Linked DNA regions of Mus musculus: region 1 is linked to region 2. The links are chromatin contacts, found by Hi-C or POLR2A ChIA-PET in ENCODE. All regions are on one chromosome and are shown on one strand. Each heading gives the region's core, a stretch centred on a gene start or an enhancer-like site at or near the end of the contact. The rest is flanking DNA. Distances are from core to core; before and after follow the strand shown. Region 1 holds the start of Ppfibp1 (PTPRF interacting protein, binding protein 1 (liprin beta 1)). Region 2 holds the start of Smco2 (single-pass membrane protein with coiled-coil domains 2).

Region 1 (3,338 bases), core at 531-3,030, 38 kb after region 2:
AGGTACCCCTGGGGGACAGAAGAGAGCGTCAGATCCTCTGGATCCGGCTTTATAGTCAGCTGGGACCTTGCTGAGGCTTTGACTCCTTATGTTAAAATCAGTTTACTTCCCATGGACAGGTGGGCTGGGAAGAGCATATGGGACACAATGAGGGACATTGTGAATCCATTGTGGTAGAATGGCGAATGTGCGACGTCATTAATCAAAGAACACACAATAAAGCCAGCTGAAAAGTCACATGTCACACACCTTAATCCCAGCATCTGGGATTAGTGGAAGAAGGTTCCTGAGTTCAAGGCTGGCCTATGTTACATAGTGAGTTCAAGGATAGCTTCAGCTACTTAAGAATCTGTCTCAAGAAAACTAAAATCAAACCCCCCAGTCAACACATACACAAACACACCACCTTCCGTTCCCCAGGGTGGTGGCAGCGGCGGCGGTGGGGGCTGGGGAGGCTCATAGCCAACAAAAAGCTAACAGAAACTAATCATATTCTGTATCCATAAAGCTGCTTTTCATTATTCAGTTCAGTTCTGGGTCTGACAGGGGAAACTGAAAGAAGGGCTCCTGAGAATCTCCCTGACTTTGCAGCCAAGAGGATTACACAGCTGATATCCACCAGAGGGTAAATAGTAGTTAATTCTTAATTGTTAGCTCAGTCACTGCAATTGGTTCAACAGTAATTATTATCATGTGGTTTGAACTCAGTTGTGAGGGTTCTCCCTTTTCAGTTGTGCATCAAAACAGAAGCCTTATGGGACTTAAAAAGTTCAGCATAGGGCCTGAAGAGATGGCCAAACAGTTAACCTCTTCTGCTCTTTTTGCAGAAACACTTGAGTTCAGCCCACAGCCCCTATCTCACAACTGGGAGAATTCAATGCTTCTAGCCTCCATGGGTACACACACATACTACACATAATTAAACAAAATAACAAAAATAGCTGGGTGTGGTGGTACACATCTTTGATTTGAATAGTTTGAGGCGGAGGCAGGCAGATAGCTGTTCAAGACCAGTCTGGTCCACACACAGTTTCACGACAGGACAAACAACAACAACAAACTCCAACAAAAATAATAATAAAAAATCTTTAAAAAGCAGGTTATTGCTGAGTGTGGGCCTGTAACCTCAGCTATTAGGAAGGCTAAGGTAAAAAGATAACAATTTGAAGACCAGCCTTGATATGTGTCACAGCGGGGGGGGGGAGAGGGGGGGAAAACCTCGAAAAAATATAAATAGTAAAACATTTACCCCCTCCCTCTGGAGAGTTCATTTTATTTCTCTGGAAGCTTGCGTGTCTTTTTATTTTTATTTTTGTCTCGTTACTAAATGCAAAAGCAGCCACGTGGTTGAGCGCCGCTAGATGACCACGCGGAACTAGGGTGGCCACCTCTGGGATCCTCGTCCGCTCAGTCTCTGTAAGTCCTCAGTTTCCCCTCCGGGGCCTTTTACTTTATCCGCGGGGCTCCCCGCCCGCCACGTCCGCTCGGTCCGCGACACAGAGGCGTTCTTTCGGGATGAGCGTCGCTTCTGACCCGGGAAGAGCTGCGAGCGACCGCCCGGCTCAGCGCAGCCCTTTATCCGCGCCCTACGGACCGCAGCGGACCGGGCGCGCTCCCCACCGACGCCCACTCCCAGCTCCGCTGGGCTCGGCCAGGAATGTGGGAGACCAGGCGCCGCCTCGGAGTGACCGCGCGCCCGGCCAATCAGCGGGCCGCAAGCGCGAGGCCCCGCCCCCTCCGCCCCTGGGGCTGGTTCCCGCCGGGGGAGGGGCGGGGCGGTGGGACGAGGAGGACCGAGGGGAGGCGGCACCTGGGCGGCGGTGATGTCAGCCGGGCGCTGTGCTCCGGCCCCGGCTCCTGTCGCCGTGTAGGGCGCGGGGGCGGCCGCGTCGAGAGTGGCGATCTGGCAGCCGGGCGGGTCCCGGGAGGCGGAACTGCAACTTGTGGAGCTCGGCGGCCCTCCGCCTCAGGTAAGCCAGCCGCGGGCGGTTCCTTCTGCGACCCGCGCCCGCGTTCTCGGGGATCTCTAGTGAGTGGGGGGCAGCAGCTTCGGGGTGACAGGAAGGGCTCGTCTGGGTCCTCGGTTCCCTCACCCGGACTCCCCACAGCACAGAACTCCAGTCAGGGAAGTGTGCTCGGACTCCCCCAGAGACTCCAGTCAGGGAAGTGTGCTCCCAGCTCACACCCAGACTCCCCTCCACAGACTCCAGTCAGGGAAGTGTGCTCCCAGCTCACACCCGGTCTCTCCTTCACACCACAGTCTCCAGTCAGGGAGATGTGCTCCCAGTTCACACCCGGTCTACCCCCCCCAGCACCCCCCCCCCCAGACTCCAGTTAGGGAAGTGTGTTCCCAGCTCACATCCAGACTTCCCTCCACAGCCTGCAGCCAGGGAAGTGTGCTCCCAGCTCACACCCGGACTCCCCGACCCCTTACACACCCACAGTCTCCAGCCAGGGTAGTATAAGCCCATCTCATACTCGTCCCCTCACCATACCATAGACTCTGAATCACAGAACTCCAATCAGTGAAGTGTGCTGGGACCCCACGCCTCAGAATCCCCACCACACCACAGCCTCCAGTCAGAGAAGTGTGCTTCCAGCTCACTCCTGGACTCCCCACCACACCACAGACTCCAGTCAGGGAAATGTGCTGGGACCCGAACACCCCAGAATCCTAGTACCATGGAACTCTAGTCAGGGACATGCGCACAGTTTTACACAGTGGGTATCTCACCACGCCACAGACTCATTCAGGACAGTGTGAGCCCATTTCACACTTGTCCTCCCACCACACCATAGACTCTGATACCACAGAACTCCAATTACAGAAGTGTTCTGGGACCCTACACCCCAGAGTCTCCACCACACCACAGACTTCAGTTAGGGAATTTTCGTGGGACCCCACACCCCGGAACTACTCCAATAATACCATACGCTCCATTCAGGGAACTGCAATGGGACCCAGACTCCCTGTAATATACCCCAGATTCCAGTCAGGGGACTGTGGTGGAACCCCAGAATCCCTATATAATACTGCAGAGCCACGCCACACATTTGGAAAGTGTGCTCAGACCCTGAATCTCGGTTTCCTCATATTACAAGAGAATGCCCATCAGGGACATATGCTTGAGCCCAGTCTCCTACACTACTACAGAACCAGCAGGGAAGTATATGTGCAGGTGGGAATATTTAAAAGTGTCACAAATATGTGAATCATCTTCCCAGAAAGTAAAGAGAAAATAGTTTTATGTTTTCTCAGTTTCCTTACATCCTACCATATATTGCTTAAGTAAAAGAACATCAGTGTTATCCTTGCATATCAATGTAAAATATTTTTT
Region 2 (3,734 bases), core at 798-3,297:
AAATCAGTTATATAATTTATACTTTCAACAAGATTATGATACTCATTTCATCATTAAAATTTGAGTGCCATGTGTGTTGATTGTAAAAGATTTTATTTTTATCTGTGTGTGTGTGTGTGTGTGTGTGTGTGAGACATGTGTGCCAGTGCCCTTGGAGGCCATGATGGAGCACCAGAACTACTTGAGATGAGGTTACAGGTGTTTTCCATGTGGACACTGGAAACCAAGTCTGGGTCCTTTGGAAGAGCAGTAAGCACTCTCAATTGGTGATCCATCTCTCCAGCACCCCCACGTCATTTCCTCCAAAGTTTTAAACTACATTTATTTATTTTGTATGGCTGAGTATGTAGATTCACCACCACCGTCATCCTGAGAATCCAGTACCAAGAGTGATCACAATACAGTGTATTTAAAGGGCCTGAGGCCACACTATCTAGGTTTGGATATGAGTCACAGATCCTTCCTCTGTTGAAGAATTGTTTAAAGCAATAGCTTATATATGTACACAAGAATATCTGGCATGTTAGTCAACATTCAAAAAGTATTTGCTATTGTGGTGTTGATTAAATTAGAAGAATTTTGAGGGGGCTGGAGAGATGACTCAGCGGTTAAGAGCACTGGCTGCTCTTTCAGAGGTCCTGAGTTCAATTCCCAGAAACCACATGGTGGCTCCCAATCATCTGTAATGGGATCCGATGCCCTCTTCTGGTGTGTCTGAAGACAACTACAGTGTACTCATATACATAAAATAAATAATAAATAGATTTTTTTTTAATAAAAGAAGGATTTTTGTGATTTTCCCCCTAAAGAAACATGGAGTCCGGGGACCACTAAAGACAAAGGCAGTTATGATACAAGGCAGGAACCTGAAGGCTGGAGATTGTCTCTGCAGGCACTGAGAGAGAGCAGGGGACAGAATCTGACCTCTGAACCAGGTGGGGTAAAGTAAAGACCACAAGAAAGAGGCTCCTGACTGGAGCTTCAAGCTGAGGTGGTGGTGAGCACAAGGCCTCAGAGGTCCTGTTAAAAATCTGTACAATCCTCCAGTACCCTTGATAAGATTCTGAGCACCTACGGAGAAAGACTGGGAAGCCATCCAGGCAAGCAATCATGGCTGTCCTCGAGGTACCTGCTCTCTACCTGGAGCTCCTGCAACCGCCCAGCTCCCAGCTCCTTCCCAATTATCACCTTAATCCTTCCAGTGGTTCAATTCAGAAGCCATTACCAAACCCTGCTTCCAGAGAAAGTAATTAACTCTGGCCCCAAACCAAACAGCAGGTGTGTGGCAAAACCAGGCTTCAAACAAGGATGCAAAGGTAAGGCCTGTAAGCCGCTCCACTTCCATCCCTGTCCTGCCAGTGGAGGAGAAGGGACTCAGGAGTTGAGAGGCATGGCGGTCAGCTTGTTAGGTCCTGCCATGGATTCTGGCTTCCCACAAATGATGACTGGAAATGACAGAGAGAAATGTAGATAGACTTCAAGAGGAAGTGTGGCCGGGCGGTGGTGGCGCATGCCTTTAATCCCAGCACTTGGGAGGCAGAGGCAGGCGGTTTCTGAGTCCGAGGCCAGCCTGGTCTACAAAGCGAGTTCCAGGACAGCCAGGGCTATACAGAGAAACCATGTCTAGAAAAAACAAAAACAAAACAATACAAAAAAAGAGGAGGTGTGGGTGTTGAGGGTCAGAGCCATAGGCTTGCAACCACTGCCAACTATTCTGCAGGGCAGAGAGGAGCAGCTTCCCTGGGTGGGAGGCCTTGGAGCATGGGTGAGGAAGTTGGAGGCTCCAAGGTCAAAAGACAGTGGGGTTGAAAGTGTCTGTGTGGTGGAGGGAGCTGAGGTCAGAGCACCCCAGGTCACTGTGTGCCTGAGGCCAGTTGATGGATGAAGAGATGGCAGAATGGGAGATGGCCCTAGCCCTAGAGGAGAAACCAGAAGGCTAAGAGGCGAGCTGGTGATGATGCAGGTTAGAGCTAGGCAGGGGACACTGCTGTCTTCCCTCTCAGGGGAGGGAGTTAGGAGCTTCGCATGCTGGGTTCCAAGTAGAATGTCAGAGAGAGCAGGCCCAACTGCAAGCTTTCCTCCTCAGGTGTGGAACAACTTGCAAGGCCTCTCGTCCCCAGGAGCTAGGACAGGCTCTGCCACCAGCCAAAAGTCCCAGGGAACTCTGAGGTACAAATGGTAACAATATCGAAAGGAGAAGAATGTGGGCCCCTTCATGTGCTGCCTCCCTGATTATTCAAGTCATGCTCCTCCCAACTTATCCAGCGGGGGATGGGCTAGAGGCTGTCTTTTAAAGTTGATCAGTTCTTTTTGATGAAGACACTTTTTTTTTTCAAAGTGTTAATTCTAAATGTTTTTGTGGCATGAGGAGAAAAGAACAAGGGTTCACTCAGTCTCATCGATTAATTCCAAAAAGCCTTGAAGGTCAACCAGTAAAAACAAAAAATAGGGTAGTATAGGGAGAAATCCCCAGACTTCCCTGTGTACTGATAAAGTGAGGCTGGGCAGGATGGGAGGTTCTGTGTGTTCAACAAGCACAGAGCTGTGTGCTGGCGCTGCACACCAGGCTTAGAGGACTGTCCTTCTTCCCGTTGTGTAGACTCAGAAGTTACCTTCAGAAGGTGGGGCTGCCTCGGAGGTCAGCAGGCTGTTGCCAAACCTTTGGAAGCAGAGGCAATTGGGAAGCAGCCTGACAGTTTAGATCTCCCTTCCACTATATCTTAGCAATGAAACTTTGGACAAATTATGGGTCATCAGTGCTCTCAGTTTCCTAATGTAAAAGCAGGAACGGTCAAGATCTGGCTTGTTACCTCCCCACAGGGTAAGACTTAATGAAACAATGTAACGAACATGCTTTACCTAACCAAAGCGAAACAATGTAACCAACATGCTTTACTAAGGAAAGCGAAAGCGCTTTGAGTATGTAATCAGTATTGTTACCACTACTTCTACCATGTCATGCGAAATTAATATAACACGGATTAATTTCCTTTTCTGTTGTGTACACGTGGGTGTGCAGATATATATTGCTTGCTACCCACTTTGTTTTTAATTCTTTAAAATCCATCGATATTTACATGCGTGCATGCAGAGGTCAAAGGACCTCTGTGGGAATCAGTTCTCTCCACCATGTGGGTTGCAGGGGCGACGATCGAACTCAAGTCATCAGGCTGGACAGTGAGTGCATTTACCTACATAGCCCTCTCAAAAACCTCCTTTTTTTTTTTTTTTTTTTTTGAGACAGTTTCTCACTGATCTGGAGCTCTGGATTCATTAAGCTAGGCTGGCTAGCTAGCAAGACCCAGAGATCTGCCTCTCGTACCAAGAGAGCCCTCATCCTATCACCTTCTTAAAGTTTTTCACACGTGTTTCTGTCTCAGCCTTCTCTGCCTGTGTGTTTGTTTGGAGTTAGGGCCTCATGCTGTAGCCCTGGCTGGCCTGAGCTAGCCTCAAACTGCAGGTAATCCCCCTGCCACAGCCTCAGAAGTATTAGGACTTTAGATGTAAGCCACTGAGACCTTCTTTGCATTTCTCTTCCTTTATTTTAGTCCTCATTGCTTCCAGGATTCTCTGCTCTCTAGTGAGCTCACCTGGCCAAAGGGAAGGGCAGGGATCACACACAGCTGCTGGTGGTGTTGATTGAGCCTTTAGAGGTTCAACCTGGGAGTGGGGACTGGAGAAGCCGCTGAGCTTGATTAAGAGCACTTACTGCTCTGGCAAAGGATTCCGTTTCA

Evidence for each region. A loop is a pair of places that touch in the nucleus more often than their neighbours do. ChIA-PET counts read pairs that join two places held with the same protein, here RNA polymerase II (POLR2A).
Region 1: a loop to region 2 is called in a map of adrenal gland, with 2.3 times the contacts of the local background. The contact joins the promoter of Ppfibp1 here to the promoter of Smco2 in region 2. A Hi-C loop is called at or near these places in 9 of 37 maps with a recorded cell type or tissue (Patski, adrenal gland, heart and 1 more). POLR2A ChIA-PET finds 5 or more read pairs at or near these places in 1 of 5 experiments (Patski).

Annotation. Positions count from the first base shown.
Region 1 is chr6:146,886,714-146,890,051 of GRCm38, forward strand. It overlaps Ppfibp1 (PTPRF interacting protein, binding protein 1 (liprin beta 1)), which reads left to right and starts at 1,781. Exons shown (of 31, transcript NM_001355728.1): 1 at 1,781-1,970.
Region 2 is chr6:146,848,063-146,851,796 of GRCm38, forward strand. Smco2 (single-pass membrane protein with coiled-coil domains 2) reads left to right here and starts at 2,048. Exons shown (of 10, transcript NM_027059.1): 1 at 2,048-2,169.